2 separate regions of the Homo sapiens genome follow, and region 1 is linked to region 2. A link is a loop called in an ENCODE intact Hi-C map of the cell type or tissue named here. Cell type or tissue: mammary epithelial cell. All regions are shown on one strand. Links, peaks and the distances in the headings refer to the core of each region. The heading gives the core; the rest is flanking DNA.

The links. Peaks named below come from ENCODE experiments on the same cell type or tissue, not always from the same donor. Only the 100,000 strongest peaks of a DNase experiment are listed, where the experiment ranks them.
Region 1: a loop joins it to region 2, with 19 times the contacts of the local background. A loop is called at or near these places in 3 of 110 quality-filtered maps.

The regions. Positions count from the first base shown.
Region 1 is chr14:35,415,149-35,427,023 of GRCh38, forward strand. No RefSeq gene overlaps it. Among named protein-coding and RNA genes, the nearest start is that of NFKBIA, 16 kb to the left of the region's middle. In mammary epithelial cell, for the core only: a CTCF peak has its summit at 7,431 (motif pointing left); a DNase peak (open chromatin) is centred at 5,113.
Region 2 is chr14:34,541,009-34,552,883 of GRCh38, forward strand. It overlaps LOC112268123 (a long non-coding RNA gene), which reads right to left and starts at 2,446. Exons shown (of 2, transcript XR_002957583.1): 1 at 1,941-2,446; 2 at 226-981. LOC105370449 (a long non-coding RNA gene) reads right to left here. Exons shown (of 3, transcript XR_007064114.1): 2 at 10,706-10,782; 3 at 3,081-3,785. It overlaps LOC105370447 (a long non-coding RNA gene), which reads left to right. Exons shown (of 2, transcript XR_943739.1): 2 at 1-698. It also overlaps the pseudogene RNU1-27P. RefSeq lists enhancers at 5,445-6,016, 5,520-5,750, 6,017-6,588. In mammary epithelial cell, for the core only: no CTCF peak of the experiment used is centred there; DNase peaks (open chromatin) are centred at 7,003 and 7,483.

The DNA of each region.
Region 1 (11,875 bases), core at 2,505-10,504, 870 kb after region 2:
ATGCAGACACTCTGAAATAAAGGCTATTAGGAGGATGGGGGCACATCAGAGCCACCATATCCCATCCTATCCTAGAGGAATTGAATGTGAGTAGAAGTGAACAGATTATAAATAGACCTAGATAGTGTCCTCCTTCTCTTCTTTTCTTTTCTGTTGCCTGAGAGTAACCTCTGGGGTGGAGCCCAGGGTAGAGGAGGAAGGCTCCTTTTCAAACCTTCAGTTAAGGAGTTAAGGAGATAGGTGATGTCCTGGAGGCTTGCTTAGTCCAGTTCCCCAGGGCAAGATATCTAACAGGAAATTGGGGCAGAAGCTCTAGTTTAGAGGAATAGATGAGCATTTGCCTGGAGTATTCCCCATGTTAGAAATGTACTGGGGACATAGAATGGTGGGAAGGAAGCAGAATGAGAATGAGTGTTGTTGGTTGAAAGGCCATCTGACAAAGTGATGCATACTTAGACCTCTCATTGAGGACTGCAAGGCTAACGGCCCATGGACATATGACTGGCTGGCCCAGGTAGGGGTGTGGTGGCCAAGGCCCACCTGCTGCCCTTCTGGGGTGCTCTTTAATGGCTTTCAGAAGCAGAGGTATTTGCAACACCAAAATTTCATAAGCTCAAGAGCTTGACCCAGTTTAACAGAGTATACATAAACCAATAATATTTAAAATGAAAAGCCCATTGGTGTACAGAGAATGATGTATGCTTTGCAGTCTGACTAAGGCAACATCTGGAACAACTGATTTCCCAGGAAAGTTTCCCTTGAAGAGGAAACCCTAGGCAGTTTAGATCCGGGTAGACTTCACATCTTGGACTTTGGGCACAGAGAACTTCATTCAAATACTATTACATATGAACATATACTAAATTGTTTTATAAAAGTGGTACAGGAGGCTATTTGACGTATTGAGCCTCAGGGCATCACTGCAGCTTTCTGTTGTTAAAGGCCTTAACCTTCTCACTTTGTCTTTTCACTAGCAAGATTGAGTCTATCGATTTGTCAGGCCAGCTCAGTGACAAGACTGGAAATTAACTTAGAGGTATATGGGAGGGTTGTTGTCTGCAGGGTGTTGAACTGAGGCTAAAAATAGGTGGGGATTCCTGGGGCAGCCTCCTTCGTGGTCACAGGCACCACAAAAGGAAAACTCAGCAGGGAAATTTGCTTTCGAGCCCTGCCCACAAGGGAGGGTAAAAGCCCCCACCTCTGTTGCTCCCCACAGGAAAAGCTCAGGGTGACAGTGAGTTTGGTGCTTTCAAAATGTCAGGGCTCTCACAGACAGGCTGTCACCCCTTCCCGCCCCCAGACTTCTGATCAGAGGCTTTCCCTCTGGGTAAATTCACTTTCTTAGTTCAAGCTCAAATGTCTGTCCCTGACTGCCTGTAGCTATGTTTTGTCGCAGGCCTGATTAAGATAAAGGGAATGTGAAATATTGACACAACAGGGTTAATATGGGGGAGAAAAAAAACTCTAAAGAAGCAAAGCACTGTAGGTAGGGAAAGCAAAACCCATTAATCTGTCAAGCATTTATGAAGCTCTTTTTTTTTTTTTTTTGGTGCCTGGCACTATGCTGTGATATGGAGCATAATAAAAATAAATTTTTATTTATAAAATAAAAATAAATATGGCTCCTGCTCTCAAGGCGCTTCTAGGCTGGTGAGAAGACCAGCAGGTAAATGAGTAATTCTAGTAGGGAGTGATCAGAGATGTGGCCGAGGCCTGAACAAAGTGGCCTGGGAGCATGAGGCGAGGGAAGCCACACCACACTGAGAGGGATGGTCCAGGGCAGCTATTGAAAGACAAGTCAGAGTCAGGAGTGGGAAGAAGGATGTGCAGGCAGAGGGTTAAGCCTGTGGTGGGGCTGGGAGGTGTGAAAGCAGCTTCACAGGGCTTGCTGTGTGGTAGCGGGATATGAGTAGGCAGGAAAGACACAGCACACAGTCATGTGACCGAGCCGAGAAGCTGGGCCTGCACCCTGAAAGCTGTGGTGGATTACTGATCAGGTGTATGCTTTAGAAGACAGTGTGGCAAATAAACTGGAGTAGGTTAGGCATGAGGCTGGTGGCCAGTTAAAGACAGTGACTGGAGGCCAGGTGCAGTGGCTCATGCCTGTAATCCCAGCACTTTGGGAGGCTGAGGCAGGTGGATCACCTGAGGTCAGGAGTTTGAGACTAGCCTGGCCAACATGGTGAAACCCCGTCTCTGCTAAAAATACAAAAATTAGCTGAATGCAGTGGCGCATGCCTGTAATCCCAGCCACTCGGGAGGCTGAGGCAGGAGAATCACTTGAACCCGGGAGGTGGAGGTTGCAGTGAGCCGAGATATCACACGACTGCACTCCTGCACTCCAGCCTGGGCGACAGAGCAAGACTCTGTAAAAATAAAAACAACAACAACAACAAAAAAAAAAAAACAAAGACAGTGACTGGAAAGTGAGATGGCTACAGAGAAATCTAAGAACAAGGATTTTGAGGTCTGAGTGACTGATTGGATGTGAAGGAGACAAGGAAGAATCTAGGAGCTCTGTTTCTGACTTTGGTTATGTAGTGGAAAAACAGGAGGAAGAGCAGGTTGAGGGGAAGATGATGGGCTCCATCCTGGACACACTAATTTCAAGATCCTGGTAGATACAAACAGCCAATTTAATGTGGAGAGTTCTAAGAGCATGCAGTATATTGGAAGTCATTGACTTATTTGAGAAACGGACAAAGCCACCCAGGAATTGTGTGTAGAAGTCCAAACACCAAGACTGGGAACACCCAAAGAGGTGAGCTTGGCTGAGAAGCCAGCCAAGGAAACTGAGGAAAAGCATCCAGAGAGATGTGAGGAAAAGCAGAAGACAGGGCTGCCCAAAACCTGAAGACCGTGAGAAGTACAAGAAAGTGGTCTTTGTAAACCAAGTGTCAAGTATGGCAAGATTGTGTGTCTATAGGAAACTGCACAGATAAGCTAAAGCTCATGAATTCAGGCTAACTTGAGAAGAGAAAGGCCAGACTGAAAGAAAAGAAAGTTTTATTTAAGATATGATGTTTAATTACTTTTAAATACACAATTACAGGCTAACTAAAGGGCTCCTTCAGGGCTGTGATTCAAAGATTTACAATTATTTCATTAAAAGCACATAATGAAAACGTGGCATCTCTTTCATTTTATCAGTAAACAGATGGAAGTTGATGAAGTTAAGTGATGTGCTCAAGGTCACACAATGAAACAAATTGGACTAAAACCCAGATCTCTAGATATTGAGCCTGGTGCTCCTTCCTCTATATCGGTGGTTGGTACAAACTTTGGCTTGTATTAGAGTCACCTGGAGGGTTGTTAAACCACAGCTTGCTGGGCCACCCCCCAGAGATTTTTATTCAGTAAATCTGGGTTGAGGCCTGAGAATGCATTTCTTACCAGTTGCAGGTTACCTATTGCTTCTGGCCCAGGACCACATTGAGGACCACTCCTCCGTATAAGCCTCTTTATCTCTAACACTTAAAATACTCAAGGGTTCTAGAAGGGAGTTAGGTCTTTCAGGTTGCTTAATCATTTTCTCAGAAACCCTCCTTATACTATTAGTTTGCTTAAAAAGAATATTTTCTTCATGAAAACAGTCTCCTTGAACTTTATTCATTGAAAACACTCAAGCTGTTCTAGATAGACACTGTTCTGGGCATTAAAGATATAGTAAAATACTTTGTCCTCAGAGTCCAGGCACGGTGGCTCACACTTGTAATCCCTAATCCCAACATTTTGGGAGGCCGAGGCGAGAGGACTGCTTGAGCTCAGGAATCTGAGACCAGCCTGGGCAACATGGTGAAAACCCATCTCAAAATAAAATACAAATAATACAAAAATTAGCCTGGTGTGGTGTCGTGCACCTATAGTCCCAGCTACTTGGGAGGCTGAGGCGTAAGAATCACCTGAGCCTAAGAGGTCGAGGCTGCAGTGAGCCGAGATCGCACCACTGCACTCCAGCCTGGGCGACAGAGTAAGACCTTGTCTCCAAAAAAAAAAAAAAAAAAAAAAAAGGAACAAAAAAAACCTCTGTCCTCAGAGAGTTTACCTTGTGTAGGAGATACTAATAACACAAAATAAAAGAATATAATATGTTAGCAAGAGTGCTAAGGAGGAAAAAAGAAATCAAGGAAAAGTGTAGAAATGTAGGGCAGGAGAGCATGTTGACATTTTAGGTAGGGTGGCCAGAGTAGACAAGAAGGCAACCATGAAGTAAATACTTTTTTGTTGTTGTTGTTGTCTGGCTAGAGTGCAATGAGGTGATCTCGGCTCACTGCAGCCTTGACTTCCTGGGCTCAAGCAATCCTCCCACCTCAGCCTCCCAAGTAGCTGAGACTACTACAGGCATGCACCTGCAAGCCTGGCTAATTTTTTTTTTTTTTTTGTATGTTTAGTAGAGACGGTGTCTCACCACATTGCTCAGGCTGGCCTTGAACTTCTGAGCTCAAGCAATACACCTGCCTCGGCCTCCCAAAGTGCTAGGTGTACAAGCGTGAGCCACCATGCCTGGCTGAAGTGAAGACCTGAATGAAGAGCGTGAGCTGTGTGGCTGTGCAGGAAGGAGGGGCCAGGCGGTCTTCAGTGAGTGCAGAGGCCCGGAGAAGGATGCACCTTCAGGGACAGCAGGGAGTCAGCATGGGGGAAGTCGTGTGAGTCAGGGGAGTAATAGGAAATGAAATCAGAGGTAACAGAATGCCAGATCAATGCTGGGACCTTAGGAACTGATTTTGACAATATTTAGTAAATTCCCCTAGAAAATATCACTCCATTTCTCTTGCTTTAAAACATATTTTGAGGGAACTTTAGGTCCCAGCCTTGAGTGGGCCCCAGAAGCTCCCAATCCTAAAGGGTATAGAAGTTCCCTCCACAAAGTGGCTGATCAGTGTGCCAAGTTGCGTGTTTTCCCAAAGCAACAGAGTACAGACCCATATGGAGAGACGTATATGGAAGGAAATAGGTTTCTTTGGCCACCTTTTCTGTATAAATGTGCCCTACTCCATCCTCCCCCAACCCACACCCCAACTCCTATCCTCAGCTTCTTCACTAAATTCCAAGTGAATTGCCCTGGCAATGTCTACCACATTTTTTCTGTATTACGAATTTCATCGTCTACACTTCTGGGAAAAATTAACCCCACCCTTATGACTTGTGAGCTGTGGCTCAGACCTTCAGTCCTTTTTATGGTCAAGCTTTTGGGTCTTGGCCCACCCACAACCACCTGTAATGGGAAAAAAACCTCATTAAAACATTAAAGGACTTTTTGTCATCCTGGAAGGTTACTAAACTTATATTCGAACAAATAGAAATCTTCAAAGTATAATAGTTGCCACAGTCAAAGGCAGATTACTAGGCTGAATAGATCATTGGTCTAAGAAAGTTGTGGAAAAAAAATCATGTCCTTTGCAGCGACACAGATGCAGCTGGAGGTCATTATCCTAAGTGAATTAGTGCAGGAACAGAAAACCACATGCTGCGTGTTATCACTTATAAGTGGGAGCTAAACACTGGGTCACATGGACATAAAGATGGTAACAGTAGACACTGAGGACTACAGAAGGGAGAAGGGAGGGAGGGGGGGAAGAGACTGAAAAACTAGCTCCTGGGTACTATGCTCACTACCTGGGTGACAGGTTCCATTATACCCCAAACCTCAGCATCACTTATTACACCCTTGTCACAAACATGCACATGTACCCCCTGAATCTAGTACTTGACTATGTTGTCTTGGAACCTGGAGCTAGGTCCTGCAAAAAAAACTTGGAACTATAAAGATGCAGTCCTGAACTCTAAGAGATTATATTCTAAAATAAAATGTCTTAGACCTCTGAGGATGTAGGGGTATTTATGAAATTAATGTTTTCCTATTGGTACGTGAGAAATACTTTCTAGCAGAAAAACTACCAAAAAATGCAAGCCTCCCTCACATTTTGGTTTTAAGCCTTCAGAGACTACATTTATTATCTTGAACAGAATATAATTTTGAAGTCATATTGGCAAATTGTCAAGTTATCTGTGGGTACAAATTATAAAATACTGGATATAAAACCAGACCAGACACAGTGGCTCTGGCCAGGCACAGTGGCTCACACCTGTAATCCCAGCACTTTGGGAGGCCAAAGCGGGCGGATCACTTGAGGTCAGGAGTTCAAGGCCAACCTGGCCAACACCGTCTCTACTAAAAATACAAAAATTAGCCAGGCATGGTGGTGCTTGCCTGTAATCCCAGCTACTTAGGAGGCTGAGGCTGGAGAATCGCGTGAACCTGGGAGGCGGAGGTTGCAACGAGTCCAGATAGTGCCAGTGCACTCCAGCCTGGGTGACAGAGCAATACACCATCTCAAAAACAAAACAAAACACAACACAACACATGAGTTTTCACTGATGACTTTTCCAGATTTGAATTGGCTCTTGGGGGCCCACATAGAGCAGAGGGTGAATTTCTATAGGTGAACTTGCCAACCTCTCTAGAGCAGGCCCTGCTGCTCCACCTAGAATAACACATCACATGCAGGTTACTTCAAGATCCTAGCTGCTTCTGCTCCTAGGATCTGACAGCTGTTTGGGACAGGGACATTTTTTGCTGTTATTGATCTCTAAACTCTTAGACTGTAAGAGCTAGAAGTGACCTTTAAGGTCATTTAATCCAACTGTTCCTTTTATACTTGAAGCAAGTCTTTAACATCCTTGCCAAGGGCTCCAGCAATTTTGGTCAAACACCTCTATCTAGTGTTTACACTTAGGAATAATCTTAGGTGAGAACAAATATCCTGATTCCATGTACTGAGGAAGGCTTTTGTGCAGGAGGTAAGTTTTGGTGTGGTTAATATATTCAATTTAAATGTTATTCAGTTCAATTAAAAAAGATGAAAAGGAAACTTGGCTAATGCTTTTTTTTTTTTTGTCAAATGAAACAATATTGTGGATGAATAATCAAGAATATTTCTTTGGAATACAGATAAATGGTAAACACTAATCCTAAATATCCATCATATTTGCCATCCTAATTAAAAAAATCCCAAATGCCAGACCACAATAGCAAAATGCTTAATAGTGCTGCCTACCCCAGTAAGCCATCATGGCTTGTCTCCAACAACACAAACAGATTTTATGGCCCAGTCTTTACATGAATCACTCTGTGAAAATGATAGCAAATGTAATAACCCCAGACAGCTGCAATTATCTAAGTGTCTCCCTATTAGCCATTTGAATGGCTGAAGCCTTATAATCAAATTAGAGTGAATGCTAATTGAAATCTAATAGAGCTTATATCCATGTGATTAGATATCAGAATTTGATTCCAATATTGTTAAATTACAGACAGGGCCCATCAAGTCATACTAAAATGCGGTAACCTCAATGACAAAAGGAGATGGATTCTTTCAATAAAGAGAGCAAGCCGGAACCAGTTTGTATGGTGTTACCGCCACCTACTGGGACTTAGTGGAACCGCAGAGACAATTTTTCCTTTGACGTGGGCACAACTATTCTCTTTTCTCTTTTTTTTCTTTTTTTGACGGAGTCTCGCTCTGTTGCCCAGGCTGGAGTGCAGTGGCGCAATCTCAGCTCACTGCAACCTCTGCCTCCCTGGTTCAAGCGATTCTCCTGCCCCAGCCTCCTGAGTAGCTGGGACTACAGGCGCGAGCCACCACACCCGGCTAATTTTTGTATTTTTAGTACAGATGGGGTTCCAGCATGTTGGCCAGGATGGTCTTCATATCCTGACCTCGGGATCTACCCGCCTCGGCTTCCCAAAGTGCTGGGATTATAGGCGTGAGCCATTGCACCCAGCCTTTTCTTTCTTTTTTGAGGCAGAGTATCCCTCTGTTGCCCAGGCTGGAATGCAGTGGTGTCATCACAGGTCATTGCAGCCTCAACCTCCTGAGCTCAGGCGATCCTCCCATCTCAGCCTCATGAGTATCTGGGACTGCAGGTGTGTGCAACCACACCCAGCTAATTTTTGCGTTTTTCGTAGAGACAGGGTCTCACTATCTTGCACAGGCTGGTCTCAAACTCCTGGACACAAGCGATCCATCTGCCTTGGCCTTCCAAAGTGCTGGGATTACAGGCATGAGCCACCGCACCTGGCCTACATAGACACTTAAATATTTGCCTACTGGATTTGGCCCAAAATTAGCCTGATTATTTATTTATTTATTTATTTATTTATTTATTTATTTATTTTTGAGACAGAGACTCACTCTGTCGCCCAGGCTGGAGTGCAGTGGCATGATCTGCACTCACTTCCACCTCTGCCTCCTGGGTTCAGTCGATTCTCCTGCCTCAGCCTCCTGAGTAGCTGGGACTACAGGCACATGCCACCATGCTCCGCTCATTTTTGTATTTTTAGTAGAGATGGGGTTTCACCATGTTGGCCGGGATGTTCTTGATCTCACGGCCTCATGATCTACCCGCCTTGGCCTCCCAAAGTGCTGAAATTACAGGTGTGAGCCACCACGGCCAGCCAGCCTGATTTTTTAAAATTATAATTTTATTTTTTATATTTTTTATTTCAATAGTTTTTGGGGTACAGGTGGTTTTTGGTTACATGGATAAGTTCTTTAGTGGTGATTTCTGAGATTTTAGTGCACCTGTCACCTGAGCAGTATACAATGTACCCAATATGTAGTCTTCCATCCTTCACTGGCCTCCCAGCCTTCCCCTACAAGTCCCCAGAATTCATTGCATCATTCTTATGCCTTTGTGTCCTCATAGCTTAGTTCATGCTTTTAAGTGAGAACATAAATTATAATTTTCTTTACTCCAGTGTGTATTCCTAAACCATGCTGAATTGTTAATAAGGCAAGAATATAAACATATAAATGAAAAAGTTTGAATAAAACTTACTGGAAAAGCAAAGAAATATCATTTGAAACATTTAACAAGGGTTAAATACATCTGAAGTGATAAAAAGCTTACTTCAATGCCAGCCTTATGGCTAGTGACAGGCAGAACAATGCCGCCCCCCGCCACCCTCTGCCCCCGGATGTCTTAGTCCTAATTCTCAGAATTTGTGATTTTGTTAGGTTATATGGCAAAAGGGAATTTAGGCTGCAGATAGAATTAAGGATATTAATCAGACGACCTTGAGATAAGGAGATTAGCCTGTCTTAGCCAGGTGGGCCCAGTGTAACCATAACAGTACTTATAAACAGAGGAGGGAGGCAGAAGAGAAACAGGGAAATGGCAGTGTGAAAAAGACATGGCCTGATGTTGCTGGCTTTGAAGGTGGAGGGATGAGGCCACAAGCCAAGGGATGCAGGCAGCCTCTAAAGTGGGAAAAAGATCAGGAAACTGAGTCTTCTCTAGAGCCCCCAGAAGGAGCACAGTTCTGCTGCCCCCTTGATTTCAGCCCAGTGAGACTCATTTTGGACTTCTGACCTTCAGAACTGTTACATAATACATTTGTATTGTTTAAGCCACTAAATTTGTGGTAATTTGTTATGGCAGCAATGGGAAAACTTATACATGGATTGACAGAAGGGAAGCTGAAAGTGAAGAGGCAAGTAAAGATCAAGGCACTGTTACACACGGGCAAAGCAGTAGACATGGAATCAGAAATTCCCAGTTACTGTTAGTATCTCTGTAACTCAATTACTTAACCTCTCTGTGTGTCAATACTTTCATCTGTATGAAGGGCTGGTACTTCCTCAGATGGCTGTTGTGAGGAGGAAATGAATCGATGCGAACCCTTAGCACAGTGCGTTTGGAGAGCCCTAACACATGTGCACCGCTGTTGCTGCTGCCACATGCCATCACTACGACTGCCACAGGGTTAATGGTGGTTTTTTGTTGTTGTTTAATGAGTAGGTGTTTATTTACAAAATTATGTGTACCATATATACATAATTCAGACAAAATTCACAAATGAAGGATTACAGATTAAAATTACATTAGCTTTTTGCATATAACAAGGTTTTATTTAGCACATTCAATTAAACGCATGCCTCTAATCACATTGCATTTTTGGTGGTTGCTGCACAGTAGATGACAGGCCTTGGCTTACAGAAGTGAAAACAGACCATCTCAGTGTAAGCAATTATTCTTGAAATTTTGATTGGCAACTTTGGCTCTAGGTTAGTAAAATTAAATTTGCTTCTTATTAATCATGACTATTGGGTACCAATTTAGGGTGTCACTCTTTCATTAAGTTTTTGGAATAGGTCAGAATATACAGAACTACACAATATTAAACATGGTGCTAGGCCAGGCGTGGTGGCTCACATCTGTAATCCCAACACTTTGGGAGTCCGAGGTGGGAGGATCACTTGAGGCCAGGAGTTCAAGACTAGTGTGGCCAACATGGCGAAACACTGTCTCTACTAAAAATACAAAAATTAGCTGGGTGTGGTGGAGGGTGCCTGTATTCCCAGCTACTCAGGAGGCTGAGGCCGGAGAATCGCTTGAAGCTGGGAGGCAGAGGCAGCAGTGAGATGAGATTGTGCCACTGCACTCCAGCCTGGGCAACAGAGTAAGACTCCATCTCAAAAAAAAAAAAGAAAGAAAATGGTGCTAATGTTTGCAATTGAGAATCTCCGCAATGTAAATTTTTTACTTGATAGTTCTAATTAAAAGTGTCAGTTTTCACATTCTATATATAATTCCTATAATTATACATCATTTAAATTTTTTATTTTAAAAAAATTTATGTTCATAAGAAGTTGCAAAATAGTATAGAGAGTTCCCCTATGTCCTTCACTCATCTTTCTTCAGTGCTAATATTATCAAAACCAGCAAACTGATGCTGGTACAATGTTAACCATAACTACAGATCTTATTCAGATTTCACAGTTCTTACACATACTTTTTTTTTCAGTATACAAGTTCTATGAAATTTTTTCATATGTATAGGGTTGTGTAACCATTACCATGATCAGGATACAGAATTGTGCTGTCACCACAAAGAAACTCCTTGTATTACCCCTCACAGTCACACTGTCCCCTGTCCCTAAGCCCTGGCACTGACTGATCTGCTCGCCATCATTATAATTTTGTCATTTTGAGAATGTTACATAAATGGATTTATATTTCAACTTTTGAGATTGCCTTTTTTTCAAGCCAATTCACTCAGTGTAATGCCTTTGAAATCTATCCACGTTGCTATATGTGTTAATAGTTTGTTCCTTCTTATTAATGAGTAGTGCACCATTATATGGGGGTACCAGTTTATCCATTCACCTGTTGAAGAATATTTGTTTACAGTTTTGGGCTCTTACAAATGAAACTGCTATAAACATTCATGTACAGGTTTTTGTGTGAATATAAGCTTCATTTCATTTCATTTCTTTCTTTTTTTTTTTTTTTTTTGAGACTGAGTTTTGCTCTGTCACCCAGGCTGGAGTGTAGTGGTGCCATCTCAGCTCACTGCAACCTCCCCCTCCCAGGTTCAAGCAATTCTCTGCCTCAGCCTGCTGAGTAGCTGGGATTACAGGTGCCCACCACCACGCCCAGCTAATTTTTTTGTATTTTTAGTAGAGATGGGGTTTCACCATTTTGGTCAGGCTGATCTTGAACTCCTGACCTTGTGATCCACCCACCTCAGCCTCCCAAAGTGCTGAGATTACAGGCGTGAGCCACTGTGCCCAGCCCATAAGCTTCATTTCTTTAGATAAATACCCAGTTTTGTAAGGTTTTAGGAGTTAAGATCATTGGTGGTAAAATACTTTGTAAATGGCAATGCTCACTTCAAACTTAAGGTGGGTTATTCTGAGTTATATTAAGAATGATAAACAGTGACAAAAGGCTGAAAAATTTGGGGAGAATATGTGGTAAGAGTTGGCAGCAAAGGGAACCAAATTTTGAGTTTTTTACTTTGTAGAAAATAAAATGCTGTTAACGGAAAGTGTGAGACATAGGGGCAGCCTTTTATACAGTGGAAATG
Region 2 (11,875 bases), core at 2,246-10,245:
GCTGTAAAGAACAACACTTGTTTGTCTGTGGGGAAAGAAAAGCAGAATACTTGAGATGAAAGTTGGCATACAAATAGGATACTATCGCCAGTAGTTATATTACAAACATTATCGGCCTTTCTAGTGTGAATGAACATTAGACACATTATTGTCATTCCTAGTTTAAAGTTAAGGTTGCGTGGTTGGATTTTTCCACTATCTTTTTCTAATTTTTCTACCATTTGGAGACCGTAGGCATTTGGGCCTGTCACCCCTTGGATGGGTTCCTAGTTTGTTTACATTTTCCTGAACCCTCCTGAGCGCCCGTTCTTGGTCTAATCCCCAGTCGTGATGATTCCACACTTCCTCAGCCGCATGTTGTCTTGCCTCATTCATGAGCTGGTCAGCGTTTCGTCTCTTTAACTGACATGTTCCCCAGTGCTGTTTGAACTGTTGAGTTTCCGTTGCTGGCTGAGTGCGTTTTGTCCTTCACGTAACCTTCGCTGGTAAAAATAAGCCCATGTGATGTCCACCAGTGGATGAATGCTGGACCGAGAGCCCTAGCTTCTGGATCCAGGTCTAGGCCCTTCATCTGCTGCTCTGTGGCCCAGGGCAGGTTTGCTTGACCTCTGCCTCAGTTCTCGACTCTAAAGGACATACTGACCTACCTCACAGGGGTGTTGTGAGGATTAATAAATGTTGGTACTCTGCTTTGGAAATGTGAAAATGCTGTGTAAATGTTAAGAAATACTAAGTATAGGGCCAGAAGCTATACAGTGTTTCACTTAACCGTTTGCCATTCTGTATTTACCAAGGTGGTCTTTTCTGGGGAAGGAAGTAGAGTGGAAGGTGCATCCCTTGGCCCCTGGTTTACATTATTAGGGTGCTTATTGTAGGAATGCACTCTAAAAAGTGGGCGTAGAATGAAAGCAGCCGTCCAGTGGTCCTCCCTTTTCTGTAGTTTCACTTTTCTTGCTTCAAGTTACAGCAGTCACCTGAAATCTGAAAATACTAAATGAAAAACTCCAGAAACAATTTATGTCTTAAATGTTGTGCTGTTCTGAGTAGCGTGATGAAATCTGTTGCCGTCCTACCTGGAACATTGAGTCATGCCTCTGTCCAGTGTGTCCATGCTGTATACACTGTCCACCCATCAACCAACCACTAAGTAGCTGTCTTGGTTGTCAACATAACAGATCACAAGAAGATTGAGGTTGGGTGTGGTGGCTTACCCCTGTAATCCCAGCACTGTGGGGGTCCAAAGTGGGAAGATTGCTTGAGCCCAGGAGTTCAAGACCAGCCTGGGCAACTAAGCGAGATCCTATCTCTCGAAAAAATTTTAAAACAACTTTTTGGCTGGGCGTGGTGGCTCACGCCTGTGATCCCAGCACCTTGGGAGGCCAAGGCGGGCGGATCACGAGGTCAGGAGATCAAGACCGTCCTGGCTAACACGGTGAAACCCCGTCTCTACTAAAAATACAAAAAATTAGCCAGGCGCAGTGGCGGGCACCTGTAGTCCCAGCTACTCGGGAGGCTGAGGCAGGAGGATGGCGTGAACCCGGGAGGTGGAGCTTGCAGTGAGCTGAGATTGCGCCACTGCACTCCAACCTGGACGACAGAGCGAGACTCCGGCTCAAAAAAAAAAAAAGAATTAGCTGGGCGTGGTGGCGGGTGCGTGTAATCCCAGCTACTCGGGAGGCTGAGGCAGGAGAATCACTTGAACCTGGGAGGCAGAGGCTGTAGTGAGCCAAGATCGCGCCATTGCATTCCAGGCTGGGCAACAAGAGCGAAACTCTGTCTCTAAATAAATAAAATAAAATAAAATAAAATAAAATAAAATAAAATAAAAAATGGCATGTAATATAAAAATGAGGGGAGAACCCTTTTAGGCAGGATTTAACTTTGGCTACAGGTAACTAAAACAATGAGCAGCTTAGACAGGACTTATTTTTCTCACCTACCCAGAATTTAAGGGGTAGCAGTTTGGGGCTGTTGGCCAGGCTATTCACCAGGCGGCCCCTCCTCCGTCTGCTCTACCATGCCAGGTGTAAGGTCTCCCGGCCATGATTGTTGCTTCCAGGTACCAAGGCGGCCGCTACACTCCAGGCCTGAGTCTGACTTCCAGGTAGAAAAAGGGGGTAGGGACAAAGACTTTCTTCAAAAAGTGGCTTGGCCTTTTTATTCTCCTGGAGATGCCCTTTCCGGGGACGTGTGTCTAACTGGCCAGAACTGTGTTGTGTGATGAGGAAGTTGAGCTGTTTTAGCTGGGTGTGTTGATCCTGTGGACAAAATCAGGGTCTGTTAGTAAGACAGGAGTGGCCACTGCAGGATACCCTGCCAACAGCACAGAACGAGTCTGGACCTGAGAAACAGTAAAACTGACCTGTGATTAGAGGTTTCGTTTGTTGTTGTTGTTGTTTGTTTTTTATGTGTTTTTTTTGGTTCTTGTTTTGTTTTTTGTTTTTTGTGACGGAGTCTCACTCTGTCGTCCAGGCTGGAGTGCAATGTCGCGATCTCGGCTCATTACAACCTCCGCCTCCTGGGTTCAAGTTTTTCTCCCGCCTCAGCCTCCGGAGTAGCTGGGATTACAGGAACCCGCCATCATGCCCAGCTAATTTTTGTATTTTTTAGTAGAGACGGGGTTTCACCATGTTGGCCAGGCTGGTCTTGAGCTCCTGACCTCAGGTTATCCGCCCGCCTTGGCCTCCCAAAGTGCTGGGATTACAGGCGTCAGCCACCGCGCCCGGCCCAGAATTTTTTTTTTTTTAATTATTTTACATGAGAGGCCGGGTGCGGTGGCTCACACCTGTAATCCCAGCACTTTGGGAGGCCGAGGAGGGCAAATCACGAGGTCAGGAGATGGAGACCATCCTGGCCAATATGGTGAAACCCCCGTCTCTACTGAAAACACAAAAATTAGCCAGGCGTGGTGGCGAGCACCTGTAGTCCCAGCTACTTGGGAGGCTGAGGCGGGAGAATCACTTGAACCCGGGAGACGGAGGTTGCAGTGAGCCGAGATTGCGCCACCGCTCTCCAGCCTGCTGACAGAGTGAGACGCCGTCTCAAAAAAAAAAAATACATATATATATGTGTGTGTGTGTGTGTGTGTGTGTGTGTGTGTGTGTGTGTGTATAAAACATTAGAAGAAAATCAAATGAGTCCAGAGAGTTTGTTGTGGCCCTAGGACTTGTAACAGGACACGTAAATTCTGGGGCTGAGGCTGCCATTGTGGGGTGGCCTTTGGGGGTTCTATGCGCTATGCGCTGATGCTGAGCAAGCAAAGAGAAGCAAGAGTTTGGAGCAAACAGAGAGAAGCAGGGAGGCTTTCCGTGACCCCCTTGTCTAATATGTTAAGCCCTCAACCCCAGCCTTTTCTCTCCATGCCCTCTTCTCTATCCCTTGGTCCACGTTTTTCCCCCTTCTGCTTCGTATTATTGCTTGTCTGCTCACTGTCCGTCTCCCCGTTCCGTTTCTCTATTGCTTCACGAAAAGACCACCCTCAAAACGTAAGGGCTTTGCAACAACAGTGATCATTCATTTGTATCCCAAGTCCGCAGTTTTGATGTTCTGCTCCCTGATGCCTAGGGTCTCGGCTGGGGACTGAAACCGTTTCCATGCATTTCTCTCCACAAAGCCTCGGGCTTCCTCACGACACGGCAGCCTGCGTAGTCAGCCTTCTTCCATGGCGGCGCAAACCTCCAAGACGATTCCGGTAGACCCAGATGGGAGCTGTAAGGATGCCTCCGACCCAGCCTCGGGAGACCCTGGACATCACTTCTGCCACATGCCGTTGTGCAAGGTAGTCACTAAGGCCAAACCAGATCCAAGGAGAGGGGAATTGGACTCTACTTCTCGATGGGAGAAGTAGTAAAGATAAGAAACTTCTCAGGCTACTGTCCAAAAAAATCGGCTGGGCGCGGTTGCTCTCACGCCTGTAACCCTAGCACTTTGGGAGGCCGAGGCGGGCGGATCACCTGAGGTCAGAAGTTCAAGACCAGCCTGGTCCACTAAAATACAAAAATTAGCCGGGCATGATGGCGGATGCCTGTAATCCCAGCTACTCGGGAGGCTGAGACGGGAGAATCGCTTGAACCCGGGAGACGGTGGTTGCAGTGAGCCGAGATCACGCCACTGCACTCCAGCCTGGGCGGCTGAGCGAGATTCCGTCTCAGAAAAAAAAAAAAAATCGAGGACGACTCACCATCTAAGCATAAAACGAAGGTTGAACAGATTACATAGAATATCTCAGATCGTGTGAGTTGACTATAAAACATAACAGTGGCTGGACGTGGTGCTTCACGCCTGTAATCCCAACACTTTGAGAGGCTGAGGTGGGCAGATCACCTGAGGTCGGGAGTTCGAGACCAGCCTGACCAACATGGAGAAATCCCGTGTCTACTAAAAATACAAAATTAGCCGGGCGTGGTGGCGCATGCCCGTAATCCCAGCTACTCGGGAGGCTGAGGCAAGAGAATCGCTTGAACCCGGGAGGCGGAGGTTGCGGTGAGCCGAGATCGCGCCATTGCACTCCAGCCTGGACAACAAGAGCGAAACTCCGTCTCACATAAGAAGAAGAAGAAGAAGAAGAAGAAGAAGAAGAAGAAGAAGAAGAAGAAGAATACAATAATAATAATAGTGTATTTACAGATTTTCCCAAGTGTTCAAAAATGGTTTGTTGTCCAGCGTTATACACTTAACTCGACCGGTGCACGGTTTGCATAGTGGACAACTTTGTACTTTGTCCTGATTTTTTTTTCCCTCAAAGTAAGAGGCTTGATTCCCCCCCGACTCCACCCGGCCCCCCTCCTTTAGGTTTTCCTAGGTTTCGTCGCCGCCTATGTTAGTTACAGCCGTTTCTGACAGGCCTACCAGGGAAGATGCTCAAGGAAAACGATGTTCTGTCAAGCTGCTTGGGGAAATCTTAGTGCTTAATGTTTAACCGGGGGGAGGAGGCGAACCTCATAATAGTTGTGCCCTGTGGGGAAGACTTCTGTTGGGCTGGCGAGAAGAGAAGGGGCCGAAACTTGCTTTTTGCTGAAAGGAAGGTGAGCCCAAACCCGAGCCCTGCCCGGCCCAGACGCTAGATCCCTTGGGGACTGGGCGGTGGGGCCGCAAACTCTCTTTCGCTCGCTCGCTCGCTCGCTCGCTCTCTCTCCCCCTCTTTTCTTCCTTCTCTCTCTCTCTATCTTCCCTCTGTCACTGTCTCTCTCTCTCTCTCTCTCTCTCTGTCTTCTCTCTCCCCTCTCTCCTGTCTCTCTCTCTCTCTTCTCTCTGTCACTGTCTTTCTGTCTCTCTCTTCTCTCTGTCACTGTCTCTCTCTCTCTCTCTGGCACTCTCTCGTCCTCTCAGGCCTCCCTTTCAGGTCCCAGACTCCCGGCCGCGCGCCCACTTGCGCCCAACCAGCCCCGGAGACACCCAGGCCTGTCCCACGCCGTCGGTAGGTCCCCGGTCCGGGAGCGGGAGAGACCGGAGCGCCGGGGACGACCCCGGCAAGGGCGTGGCGTATGCAGATGAGCACGGCGCGCGGAGGCTGCCGGTCACGCTCGGCCTGGGACCCCATGTCCCGCGCGCGATATCCGAGTGCTGTCGGGGTGTCTTCCCCTAGCGGCAACGGTGGAGCGAGGGGGCTGGAGAGGGTGAGGGGGCTGGGGCCGCACGAGAGAAGTGACCGTGTGTTGAGAGTGTGGTGGGCGCGAGGGTATGAGAGGAAGCCGCACGGCCAGTCCATACTTACCTGGCAGGGGAGATACCATGATCACGAAGGTGGTTTTCCCAGGGCGAGGCTTATCCATTGCACTCCGGATGTGCTGACCCCTGCGATTTCCCCAAATGTGGGAAACTCGACTGCATAATTTGTGGTAGTGGGGGACTGCGTTCGCGCTTTCCCCTGCCTTACTGGAAGTTGAAAGGTAGCTGTTATTATGATCGGCGCTGGGTCTGGATGTGTGGTGTTCAAAACACGGGCTGCTGGGCAGTTCGCTTTCGTTTTCACGTTTTTGTGGGGGTAGGGCGATTGCTGCTTTTTTCTCACCCCGCGGGGGATCCTTTAGTAACGCGCCAATTATACTGTGGGTTTATGTTCTCCAGGGTATTGTCGTGAAAACGTCACGATCTCGTGCTTTCTCCAGGCCAAAGCCGCGTTTTTCCTGCAAGTTTGGGGTGTGTAGAGGAAAAAGCCAGAACTGCTTTCTCTTCCCTGGGGAAAATATCCCAGGGTCTTGGTAACCGCTGGCAGAAACGACAGAATACGTACGGGGCGGGCAATTAATCCTGGTCCAGGGAAGTATCCGGCTTAGAGGTTTAGGAAGGACCTGTCGGGGTTGAGTTCCCCACCCAGGGGGAGATCGAGTCCGCGGGAGCTGCTGATCCCACCCAGGCAGCTGCTGGGCTTGTTGGCAGCAGCGTCTTCTGGAAGGACTAGAACGGAGTCATCCCACTCCCAGAGAAGCAGGCGTGTCATGCATGACAGTGAAGGCCGGACTACAAGGCCCTCAAGAACAGGAGACTTTGGGTCCTCGCTAACGGCCTTGGGAGACCACGCAAGACTGGTCAGAAAAGCCAGGTAGAAAGGCTTTTCATGGGCCGCGCGCGGTGGCTCACGCCTGTAATCCCAGCACTTTGAGAGGGCGAGGCGAGCGGATCACTTGAGGTCAGGAAGTTCGAGACCAACCTGGGCAACATGGTGAAACCCCCGTCTCTACTAAAAATACAAAAATTAGCCAGGCGGCGTGGCGCGTGCCTGTAATTCCACCTGCTCCAGAGGCTGAGCCATGAGAATTGCTTGAACCCGGGAGGCGGAGGTTGCGGTGAGCCGAGATCGCGCCATTGCACTCCAGCCTGGGCAACAGAGCAAGACTCCGTCTCAAAAAAAAAAAAAAAAGAAAGAAAGAAAGAAGGAAAGAAAAAGGCTTTTCATGAATGCTTTTAGGAGAGTCTCGTGACAGCCTCTGTACATGTCCCCAGGAGGAAACAAGAGACTCTGATGTTCAGGGCCACCATCCTGACATGGACCTTTCCTCCAGTTATAATGTTGCCATTTTGCTGTCTTAAGACCCTTATGTCCAAGCCTTCCCAGACCTCAGCACCCCCGGGATATGTGTAATAGAAGGGTAAATACACGCCAGGCGCGGTGGCTCACGCCTGTAATCCCAGCGCCTTGGGAGGCCGAGGTGGGCGGATCACCTGAGGTCAGGAGTTTGAGACCAGCTTGACCAACGTGGCGAAATCCTGTCTCTACTAAAAATACAAAAATTAGCCGGGCATGGTGGTGTGTGTCTGTAATCCCAGCTACTCGGGAGGCTGAGGCAGGAGAATCGCTTGAACCCAGGAGGCGGAGAGGTTGCAGTGAGCTGAGATCATGCCACTTGTACCACTCCAGCCAGCCTGGGCAACAGAGCGAGACTCTGTCTCAAAAAAAAAAAAAAAAAGTAAATAATACAAAACTGGTAGAAGGAAAGAAAAATGTTGGCCAGGCACGGTGGCTCACGCCTGTAATCCTAGCGCTTTGGGAGGCTGAGGCGAGAGGATCACTTGAGCCCAGGAGTTGGAGACCAGCTTGGGCAACACAGCAAGAGACCTCGTCTCTAAATTAAAACAAAACAAACCAAAACAAAACAGAAGGCAGGAGGAGGCTGCAGTGAGCGGTGATGGCGCCACTGCACTCCCACCCGAGTGACAAGAGCCTGCCTCAAAAAAGAAAAAACAAAAACATGTGCCCCTGGTGCCATAAGGAAAAGAGACTTTCCCCTTCCTTTGAGGCGTGAGTCTCTGCTTTTTGAGACAGGGTCTCTCTCTGTCACCCAGGCTGGGGTGCAGTGGCGTTATCCTAGCTTACTCACTGCAGCCTCGAACTCCTGGGTTCAAGCGGTCCTCCGGCCTCAGCCTTCCTCCTTAGCTGGAACCACAGGTTTGCGTTACCACACATGGCTAACTGGCTAATTTTATTTTATTTATTTTTTTTTTTTTGTAGAGACGGTGTCTTCCTATGTTGCCCAGGCTGGGCTTGAACTCCTGGGCTCAAGCGATCCTTCTGCCTCGGCCCCCCAAAATGCTGAAATTACGGGTGTCAGCCACCACGCCTGGCCTACGTGAGTCATATTAACAGCTAAATAAGCCTCTTGCCAGTTTTACAACCTAGGAAGGTTTTCCCTTGAGGGCCTTGAAGCCACCAACTCAAAAGGTAAATATCAAGGAAGATAGTGTCCCCCTGTCTCCTTTCTGTCTCTGGGAATTTACTTATGTATTGATTGATTTATATTTATTTACTTTTTTGTTTTTCTTTTTTGAGACAGTCTTGCTCTATTGCCCAGGCTGGAGTGCAGTGGTGCAGTCTCGGCTCACTGCAACCTCCACCTCCAGGGTTCAAGCGATTCTCCTGCCTCAGCCTCTCAAGTAGCTGGGATTACAGGCGCGTGCCACCACATCCAGCTAATTTTTGTATTTTTAGTACAGACGAGGTTTCACCATGTTGGCCAGGCTGGTCTCAAACTCTTGGTAATCCGCCCGCCTCGGCCTCCCAGAGTGTTGGGATTACAGGCGTGAGCCACTGCGCCCGGCCTCTATCTCTGGGAATTTAGCCTAGGTGGCTGGCTCCAAGTTATCACTACCTCCTTGTCATGGAGGTATCAGAGGCTTTATTTTCCCTTTGGGTAAAGGCAATTAATAACACAGCTGACCGCTGCAATTACCAGTTGAACTGAGGATGAACTGTGTGTAGCAAACAGTGCTAGGTTTCTTTCTTGAGGACAAATCCTTGACAACATGTATTTTAGGGCTTGCATCTGCCTACCTATGTAAAGGGGTGACCTTTCTTGGGGCTATAAACGGAACTGTCGGCCGGGCGCGGTGGCTCACACCTTCAATCCCATCCCTTTGGGAAGCCAAGGCGGGGGGGTCACTTGAGCCCGGGAGTTTGAGGCCAATCTGGGCAACATATGGAGACTTCCTGTCTACTTAAAAAAGAAGAAAAAAAGAAAAATTGAAGTTGTGTACCCAGAAGTCCCAGAGTCTCCCATTGATTTCCTCAGCAGTTTGTTGAGGCTTTCTCAGAATTTACTGGCATAGATCCAGGAGCAGACCAAAATTCTGCCCAGGTGTTAGCCCATCTTTGTCTGGGCTCTCTTACTGACTATCCAAACTCAAGTTAGGCAAAAAGTGGTAGGGTAGGCCGGGCCCGGTGGCTCACGCCTGTAATCCCAGCACTTTGGGAGGCCAAGGCGGGCAGATCACCTGAAGTCAGGAGTTTGAGACCAGCCTGGCCAACGTGGCGAAACCCCGTCTCTACTAAAAATACAAAAATTAGCTGGGCATGGTGGTGTGTGCCTGTAATCCCAGCTATTTGGGAGGCTGAGGCGCGAGAATCGCTTGAACCCAGGAGGTGGAGATCTCCCTGCAGTGAGCCGAGATCGCACCACTGCACTCCAGCCTGAGCAATACAGCGAGACTCTACTAAGATTTGGGGACAGTCTAGAGAAAGAAGAAATGAGGAAAGGCTAAACTGCTGTGCTAGCTGCTCACAACTAAGGGGAATCAGTTCCTACTCTGGACCCCCTATGAAAGGAGCAAAGGAAACGGGAAAACCTTTTAAGTCATTATTGCAAGGGCCAGGAGGGCAGAAGGGGGATTGTAGAAAGAGATTCCAGAGGGCTGGGCGCGGTGGCTCACACCTGTAATCCCAGCACTTTGGGAGGCTGAGGCGGGCGGATCATGAGGTCAGGAGATCGAGACCATCCTGGCCAACATAGTGAAACCCCACCTCTACTAAAAATACAAACATTAGCTGGGCGCAGTGGCATGCGCCGGTAGTCCCAGCTACTCGGGAGGCTGAGGCAGGAGAATGGCATGAACCCGAGAGGCGGAGATCTCCCTGCAGTGAGCCGAGATCACACCACTGCACTCCAGCCTGGGCAACAGACTGAGACTCCGTCACAAAAAAAAAAAAAAAAAAAAAAAAAAAAAAGAAAGAAAGAAAAAAAAAAAAAAAGGAAAGAGGCACCAGAGAATGCAGAAGTTGCAGGGACCAGGGAATCAGGAGAGCCCAGAAGGACAAAACTCTCAGCTGAAAAATAATTGTTAAATATCGCAAAATTGACAGATTGGGGGAGTCTCGGCAGGGGAAACAGGAGAACCAACCCAATGTGTCAATAACTTCTTCAGCCCAAAAAATAGCCTTACCTTCTCTGATAGATACTGGTGCTACTTCCCCCCGCCTCCCCCTCCGAGACAGAGTCTTGCTCTGTCACCCAGGCTACAGTGCAGTGGCATGATCTCGGCTCACTGCACCCTCCGCCTCTCGGGTTCAGGCGATTCTCCTGCCTCAGCCTCCCGAGTAGCTGGGATTACAGGCGCCCACGACCAGGCCTGGCTGATTTTTGTAATTTTAGTAGAGACGGGGTTTCACCATGTTGGCCAGGCTGGTCTCAAACTCCTGACCTCAAGTGATCCGCCCGCCTCCACCTCCCCAAGTGTTGGGATTATAGGCGTGAGCCACTGCCCCCGGCCCTTTGGTGCTACTTATGCTTCAAGTTCCTCTGAAATTTCCCAATTTTCATCTGGTGATAGATCAATGCAGGTTGTTGATTTTCCGGGTAAACTTTCTACTTGTTACTTTTCGCTGGCAGTTCCCATACAGATAGGCCCTCTGACTGAGGAACATGTGTTCTTTCATTCTCTTGATTCTCCCGTAAACCTACTGGGAAGACACCTGTGTAAATTAAAGACTACCTACCATCATCTGCACTCTGGATGGAATATTTTGTGGAGCTCCTTGGAGAAAGAGACACCTAGTTGGTACTTGTATGCCTTCTGAAAGAAAAGGGGTATGGCAGAGAGTGAGTTTCACAGTGGACTGGAAAAGCATCCGGGCTGAAACAAATTGGCACATGTATGACGTTGGACCTTAGGGAATAATGATGCTATTTGGAGAGAGAGAACCAATAACTCACCAAAAGGATAAACCATGGTCAGGTATAAAATGATATCCTTTGTAGAGAACTCAATTTGATGGAATAAAACCGGTTATACAACAATTAAACAACAAAACCAACAACAAAAAAATAGGAGCTTATTTAAAAAGGGCACTTGTGGCCGGGTGCGGTGGCTCAAGCCTGTAATCCCAGCAACTTTGGGAGGCTGAGGCAGGAGGACCACTTGAAACCAGGAGTTTGAGATTAGCCTGGGCAACATAGGGAAACCTGTCTCTATTTTAAAAAAAATAATAGTAATCGAAGAAGAGGAGAAAGAAAAATTAAGGCCGGGGGTGCTGGCTCATGCCTGTAATCCCAGCACTTTGGGAGGCCGAGACAGGTGGATCACTTGAGGTCAGGAGTTCGAGACCAGCCTGTCCAACACGGTGAAACCCCATCTCTACTAAAAATACAAAAATTAGCTGGGCATGGTGCCGCGTGCCTGTAATCCCAGCTACTCGGGAGGCTGAGGCAGGAGAATCGCTTCAATCGGGGAGGCGGAGGCCGCAGTGAGCCGAGATCGCGCCACTGCACTCCAGCCTGGGCGACAGAGTAAAAACTCCGTCTCAAAAAGAAAAAAAAGAAGAAAAAGAAAAGAAAAGAAAAGAAAACTGAGGCTGCGAGTTTTCGCCCACTGACGTTAAGTGCGAAACCACCTCAGTAAGAAATCGTGGTAACTTTTGTTTGTCGTGTCTTCCTGAGTAAAAGTGACATGAACCACCTCAGAATATCTATCTAGTAGCCGAATGTAGTGACGCTGGAAGGAAAACTCAAGAGTCTTGAGTTTGAAGAAAGGAAGCCGGGTCCTCTTCAGTGGCAGCCACGCGGCGCCCCTCCCGGGAGCCCCAGAGTAGGGATCAGACGCCGTTCAGCCTTCTCCCCGCGGCACTGGAGCTTCCCCTCCCCGCCCCCGCACACAGGGTGGCCCCACA